2 separate regions of the Homo sapiens genome follow, and region 1 is linked to region 2. The links are chromatin loops, found by intact Hi-C in ENCODE. Cell type or tissue: PC-3. All regions are shown on one strand. Links, peaks and the distances in the headings refer to the core of each region. The heading gives the core; the rest is flanking DNA.

Region 1 (2,801 bases), core at 8-2,507, 110 kb before region 2:
TTCAGACAGCATATTTGAGTCATTTCCTTCGTACCCACAGTGCTTCATGAGAGGTGAGTACATGCTGGTCTTGTAATATCTACTTTTGCTCAGCTTTGCCTGTAATGAAATGGCAGCTTGTTTCACCTCGGTGCAGAGATGCCTCGGTGCCTGCCAGTTCCCTGTCTTGTTTGTGAGAGGAATTCAAACTGAGGCATATGATTACAAGTCTATTGGATTACTTACTAATCAGATGGAAGCTCTTCAGAAATGTTTTAATAAATACTTAGTTATGCTGTTGGAGTGTTCAGTCGGTGCGTGAGAACTTTGTCAAGTGCGAGTAAGTTGTGCTGGTCTTGTTTAAAGGCTTAGAGATTATGAAGCTTGCACGAAGCTCCCTGGGTTTTATTTTGCTGTCCCTTGCCCGGAATGCCTGTGTCTGAGTTATCCTTAACTCGGCATGCTGTGTGGCCCAGAATGCAGCCTGCCCTGGGGCTTAGCAGGCACATGCACAGAGCCAGCCAGGAGGGCTGGTGCCAGTGTGGGGCAGGAGGCGGAGGCTCTCAGATAGCCTTGCACCAGCCTGGGGACTTCAGGGCCAAAGTGGCAAGGCAGCTGTCTCTATAAGGCAGAGAGTACAGGAGACTGACAGACTTGGTTAGGTTAAAATCATCAGCATGGGGCTGTGCTGTGTTTTTCCTTGTAGCCTCAATGCAAAGAGACAACCAGCATCTTTCAAGAGAGAAAGGAAGCAAATTGTGGCATACCGAGGTCTCTCTGGAAAAGGGCAATAGAGAAGTTTCCCGAGTTAAGCATTCTCGCAGCTTAAGTCGTTAGATTACAGGCTTATGAATAGGAACAGCCAGGGTGGAAAACCTGTCTCCATTTTTGAAACCAGCCTCTTGAAATGGACAAAGCTGTGGTTGAGCTGTGAGTGTGTGAGTATGTGTGTGCATGTGCGTCTTGTGTATCTTTCGTGGTAAAAGAGGGCTGTGCTTAAACAAACAAAAATAATAACATAAAATGTCTCAAAGGCATTGCCGTGTGCGTCGGGGCACGCACTCTGACCAGTGCCTGCAAAGTGTATCTTGATGGTTTGGCAAAGCTGAGATGGAGTGGGCTGGGATGGGAGAATAATTAATTTTCTGGCTACAAACTCTCTTGAGCACCCAAATTGTATCTGTGACTCATTATTTATTCATACAGCTAAGTGAGCAGGGGAATGCAGAGGGCTTGCCGGCCACTTTATCACAGCAAATGCTATTGTGAATGCACGGGGCTGTATGTTTCCGGGTCCCTGAAATTAAAAAACTTGATGAGAGAGAGAGAGAGAGAGAGAGAGAGAGAGAGAGAGTGTGTGTGTGTGTGTGTGTGTGTGTGTGTGTGTGTGTGTGTGTGTGTTGGAGATGGCAAGAGAGAAGTTAAAGAGAAAGAGAAGAAAACAAGTCATTAACCAAGCTCAAGTTTCAAATTAAAGAGTTTTCAAGTGCTTCTTTACTGGCAGCAGAGGGAATTTTAGTGAAGTTGAATCATGCAGACGTGCGTTAGTCACTAGTCTTGCAGCGTCGTTTGGTTGGTAACACAGAGACACCGGCCACTGGTGAAAAGCTGCAAACGGCTCCCTGGCTGCATTTCCTCTGGGCTGCTAACAAGCAGAGGAAGCAATATTTGTATAGAATAACAGAAAAAAAAGATCTTCCTGGCTTTACTCTGCTTTCAGTACCCCCTCAGAACGTGTATTGTTTCCTATTTTATCAACTCAGGAAGGCAGATTCAGGAAATTTTTAAGCATTCCATTGAGCAATAGGTTGGGTTTCAGTGTGCAGTGCTGGCCCCTGGGGCTCTCCTTACTGGCCAACGGCAAAGATGGTGAGGGACACGCTGAGCTATGCAGACATCAGGAAATAGCAGGAGTCTGGCTATCTCCCGGACAAGCCCAGGGCTCCTGTGCCCGATGGACACTCAGCTGACCTGCGCTAGGTTAGGAACAAGGGTCGGTTAGCTTTCACGGAGGCAGTGTAGGGAGGGCCTGAGCTCGCACCAAGACTCAAAAGGGATCATCTGGAAAGGTTTTTCCACTCCTTCCTTTCAGTGAAAGGAACTCAGGGTTCTTTAGAATCTCTAATTTGGTAATATAATATTGAGATTTGATGTCAGAGGGCCAAGTGAAATCTTGGCAATTTCCTGGTTAATTTCATCCAAGTGATCCATCAACATAAAGGTTTAAATTGTCCAGGTTAACTGTCCACATCATTCACCCAAGCCGGAGAGGTAGCAAAATATCATTTCTTTTGATACCGTTTGGTCATCATCTTAGAGCTTGATGCTAGAAGAATCACCATCCCTGCCAACAAATGGCTCTCCCCCAGAGTTCTCAGCCTGTTGCCATAGCTGGGCCACTCGCAGTGGTCAATGCGGTCACTTCTGGCTGCCTATAATTTACAGCGTGTGTTCCCTCCCCAACGGCAACTGTGAGCCGAAAGGGAAGACAGCATCTTTGTTTTCTTCCTGGGATGGTACTTTATCAGTCCATGCAATTCTCACAGAAGGAAACCTGTAACTCATTTTTAGCCAGATACCCATGTGGAAATTGGGGGGAAAGAGAGGAGTGAAGCCAAGCAAACCATTGTTCCCTTCCTTGAGAGAGGCAAGCCGGAGTCTGAGAGACTGGCACATGAAATTGATGTGGTCTACCACAGAGAACTCGGGGCTTTTTCTATCACACCACACCAGGTTCCCACCGAATTTGCTTAGGAAGGAAGACAAGATGCGATTGAAATTCCCTGGAATTATCACACACGGTGTGCAACGTACAATTCTTG
Region 2 (2,801 bases), core at 45-2,544:
CCTAGTCTTTGATTCAGTGAGGCTTTATTAGGTGACAGGTGACAAAGATTGGACCCATGTGTGCATAATCTTGCGTGCTTCAGGCCAGGCCTCTGTCTGTGTAGGGAGCAAAGAGACATGGCACGCCTAGGTCAGTCATACAATAGAATCCTTTGTCTCCCCTCTGTCTGTTCTGTGCAGAGTTTTTTAAATAAATACTTTTTAAAAAGCCAAATAGAGAATCATTTTCAGTTTTTAAATCAAATTAACCCCTTTTCCCACTAAACCACCATAAATTATAGTCTGGATAGGAAGAAAAAAAAAGAATTCTTTTCAACTGTCAAGTATTTACATAGAAATTACAGAAGATGTTATATGTTCTGCTAAAACCAGAGACGAATGCTTCGAGAGCTTTAAAACAGAGTCTTTTCTTTTCCACTCCAGCCGGCAATTACAGCAAGCAGACTGCACCCATGGGGTCTCCCGGCCAGGATCCTGCTAAGCGTTCTATCTGTCGATATTTCTTGCCATGCTGAGACTTTCTTTTGCTTTGTGCATTCGAGTGTTCTTGCAGTCCCATCCCTGGGCAATTAGATGAGATGCCACACCTGTAGCAGCCTCGTACATTTACACAGTTAGCAGCTTTTTATCACAAATGCCTTCTATGGGGACGCCCATCCTGTTTCCATTTAAATTCGTGAACATCTGTTACACAGGAGATGGGTTAGCTACCAAGCACTACTGTTAGATTTCTCGCCAGCAAGTCTCATTCCTTCATGTGGTTTCTGTTTTCTTCTTTAAACAGTTAATTATGTTTTATTCTTTCTTCTATAAAAGCTAAATTTAGCCAAGTTTTGTACTAATTTAAAACATTTTCTGGAAATGACAGAGTGCTATTTTTTTTTAAAAAAGAGGGGGGCTGAATTCTAAGTAGTTATCACAAATGAATATGAGGGGGGAAACGAACATGGCAGCTTGTGTCTTTAAGTCTCAAATTTTATTTGATGTATGCAGACAAACAGCACTTGAGTCATAAATTCAATTCACAGTCATTACTCACATATGTGTTGTGATTCAAAGGGGGGCTTCTGGGAAGGGGGGTCTCCTGGCTTTTTATCCCGCCATGTTAGTCACCTCTTAGTGTGGACTGAAAGTAAACTCCGAATTCTGTTTGTCACTGGCTGCAGCTGAGTACAGCCGTGTGCTATGTATAAACATTGGCAGATGTACTGTTGTGTATACCAACTGCATTAGCCCATTTGCTGTTTGGAGGTATCTATTATGTTTGCTTTTTAAGTTTTAGTCAACACGTTAATATAAGGAGGAAAACTATAGCTCTAGTGGACATGCTGTATCCCAGTGGTTCTCACCTGGGAAAGATTTTACCCAGGAAGGGACATTTGGCAATGTCAGGAGACATTTTTGGATGTGACATCAGGAGTAGGGGAGGCTAATGGCATCTAATAGGTAGGGGTTAGGGATGAGCCAAAACATCCTACAATACACAGCATAGCTCTCCACAGCAATGATTCATCCAGCCCAAAATGTCAAGAGTTCTGAGGTTGAGAAACCCTATGTTAACCAGGTTACAAAAAAAAAAAGTGTCTCAACTTGTTCACTGAAGGGCTAGCTCAACTATTATTGTCATTCACAGCAATCATATTCTTACCACAATACTAAAATTCCTGAACCCGAGAGTTTTGTTGAATATGTTCAAAGTCATATTTAAACATTATTTCATTTCTTTCTTCAACTTCCATATACCGTATGTGTTTGTGAAGGTATTATCTGTGTAAAAAATCAGAAACTAAGAAACCAGGCACTTGACTCTTAGGATGTTTGGATATCAGAGTCAGGATTTAAACCAAGGTTTAAGTCCAACCACATCCCAGTTAGGAATCAGCAATGCTATGACTCCGTGAAGGAAATCATGGCAGTGGAAGGAGAGCTCACAGCTGTAGGACCCATTTCTCGGTTGTCTTCAGGCTCCCAAAGAACACATCAACTAGAATCAGCTAACGCATGAGTGACAGATTATTTTCATTATAGAAGTGTATTTCTATTTGCTCTCTAAGCCTCTTTATTAATTTCACTCTTCAAAACATATACCACTGGGTTAAGAATTCATTAAATGTAAAGATGTCACATTTTGAATCATCAAATGTAGAATAAAGACAGAATCAAAAACATGAAAAAATAATAGCAGTAAGGGAGAGAGAGGGAAAATGAATATGGGGAAGTCTAAAAAATGAAAAAGGGGAAAAATGAAGGAATATGCCTGCTGTTTCCTAATGAGTAGCTGAAAGTCTTCAACCTATGAAGCCTCCTGGATCATCTGCCAATTGTTCAACACAACTCCCACCCCTGCCTTCATCCTCTTTCCCTGATTCACACCCTCATGGCCTCTTTTCATTACAGTCAAGGTCCATCCCAGCTTTGACCTCATGAATCCATTATGCCCTCCTCTGTTACTGCTAGACCTGCAGACCCAGTGTCCACAAAGATGCTCCTATATTCTTTATTCCTGCTTCTCTGGAATGGTTTTAATGCCCCCTAAAGCACCAGCATGTGAATCGACCTTTGTGTTCATATCATGGAGTCCTCTTAGCTCCTTGGTGCCTCCAAGGCCAAGCTTCCATCACCTGCCAAGACACAGCGAGCTGGACCAATATTTGTGTGGCAGGTTGGGTGTGACATGAATGTCAAAGCCACCCTGAATTGAGGGATTCTGCTCCCCTTTGTTGAACTTCCTTTGGGTGGTAAGCCAGACATTGTCATTCAGCAAACATGGTTTCAATAAATATCTAGATGCAATCAAGAGA

What was found. Hi-C counts contacts between places; a loop is a spot of excess contacts. Peaks named below come from ENCODE experiments on the same cell type or tissue, not always from the same donor. Only the 100,000 strongest peaks of a DNase experiment are listed, where the experiment ranks them.
Region 1: it touches region 2 in a loop (9-fold over the local background); 9 of 110 quality-filtered maps call a loop at or near these places.

The regions. Positions count from the first base shown.
Region 1 is chr21:35,046,094-35,048,894 of GRCh38, reverse strand. RUNX1 (RUNX family transcription factor 1) reads left to right here. Exons shown (of 9, transcript NM_001754.5): 2 at 1-53. Among named protein-coding and RNA genes, the nearest start is that of RUNX1, 1.8 kb to the left of the region's middle. RefSeq lists enhancers at 231-370, 1,576-1,635 and a silencer at 2,617-2,666. In PC-3, for the core only: no CTCF peak of the experiment used is centred there; DNase peaks (open chromatin) are centred at 14, 1,074 and 1,534; H3K4me3 peaks cover 2,500 bases; H3K27ac peaks cover 2,500 bases.
Region 2 is chr21:34,934,362-34,937,162 of GRCh38, reverse strand. All of the region lies in intron 2 of RUNX1 (RUNX family transcription factor 1), which reads left to right. Among named protein-coding and RNA genes, the nearest start is that of RUNX1-AS1, 99 kb to the right of the region's middle. In PC-3, for the core only: no CTCF peak of the experiment used is centred there; a DNase peak (open chromatin) is centred at 1,082; H3K27ac peaks cover 969 bases.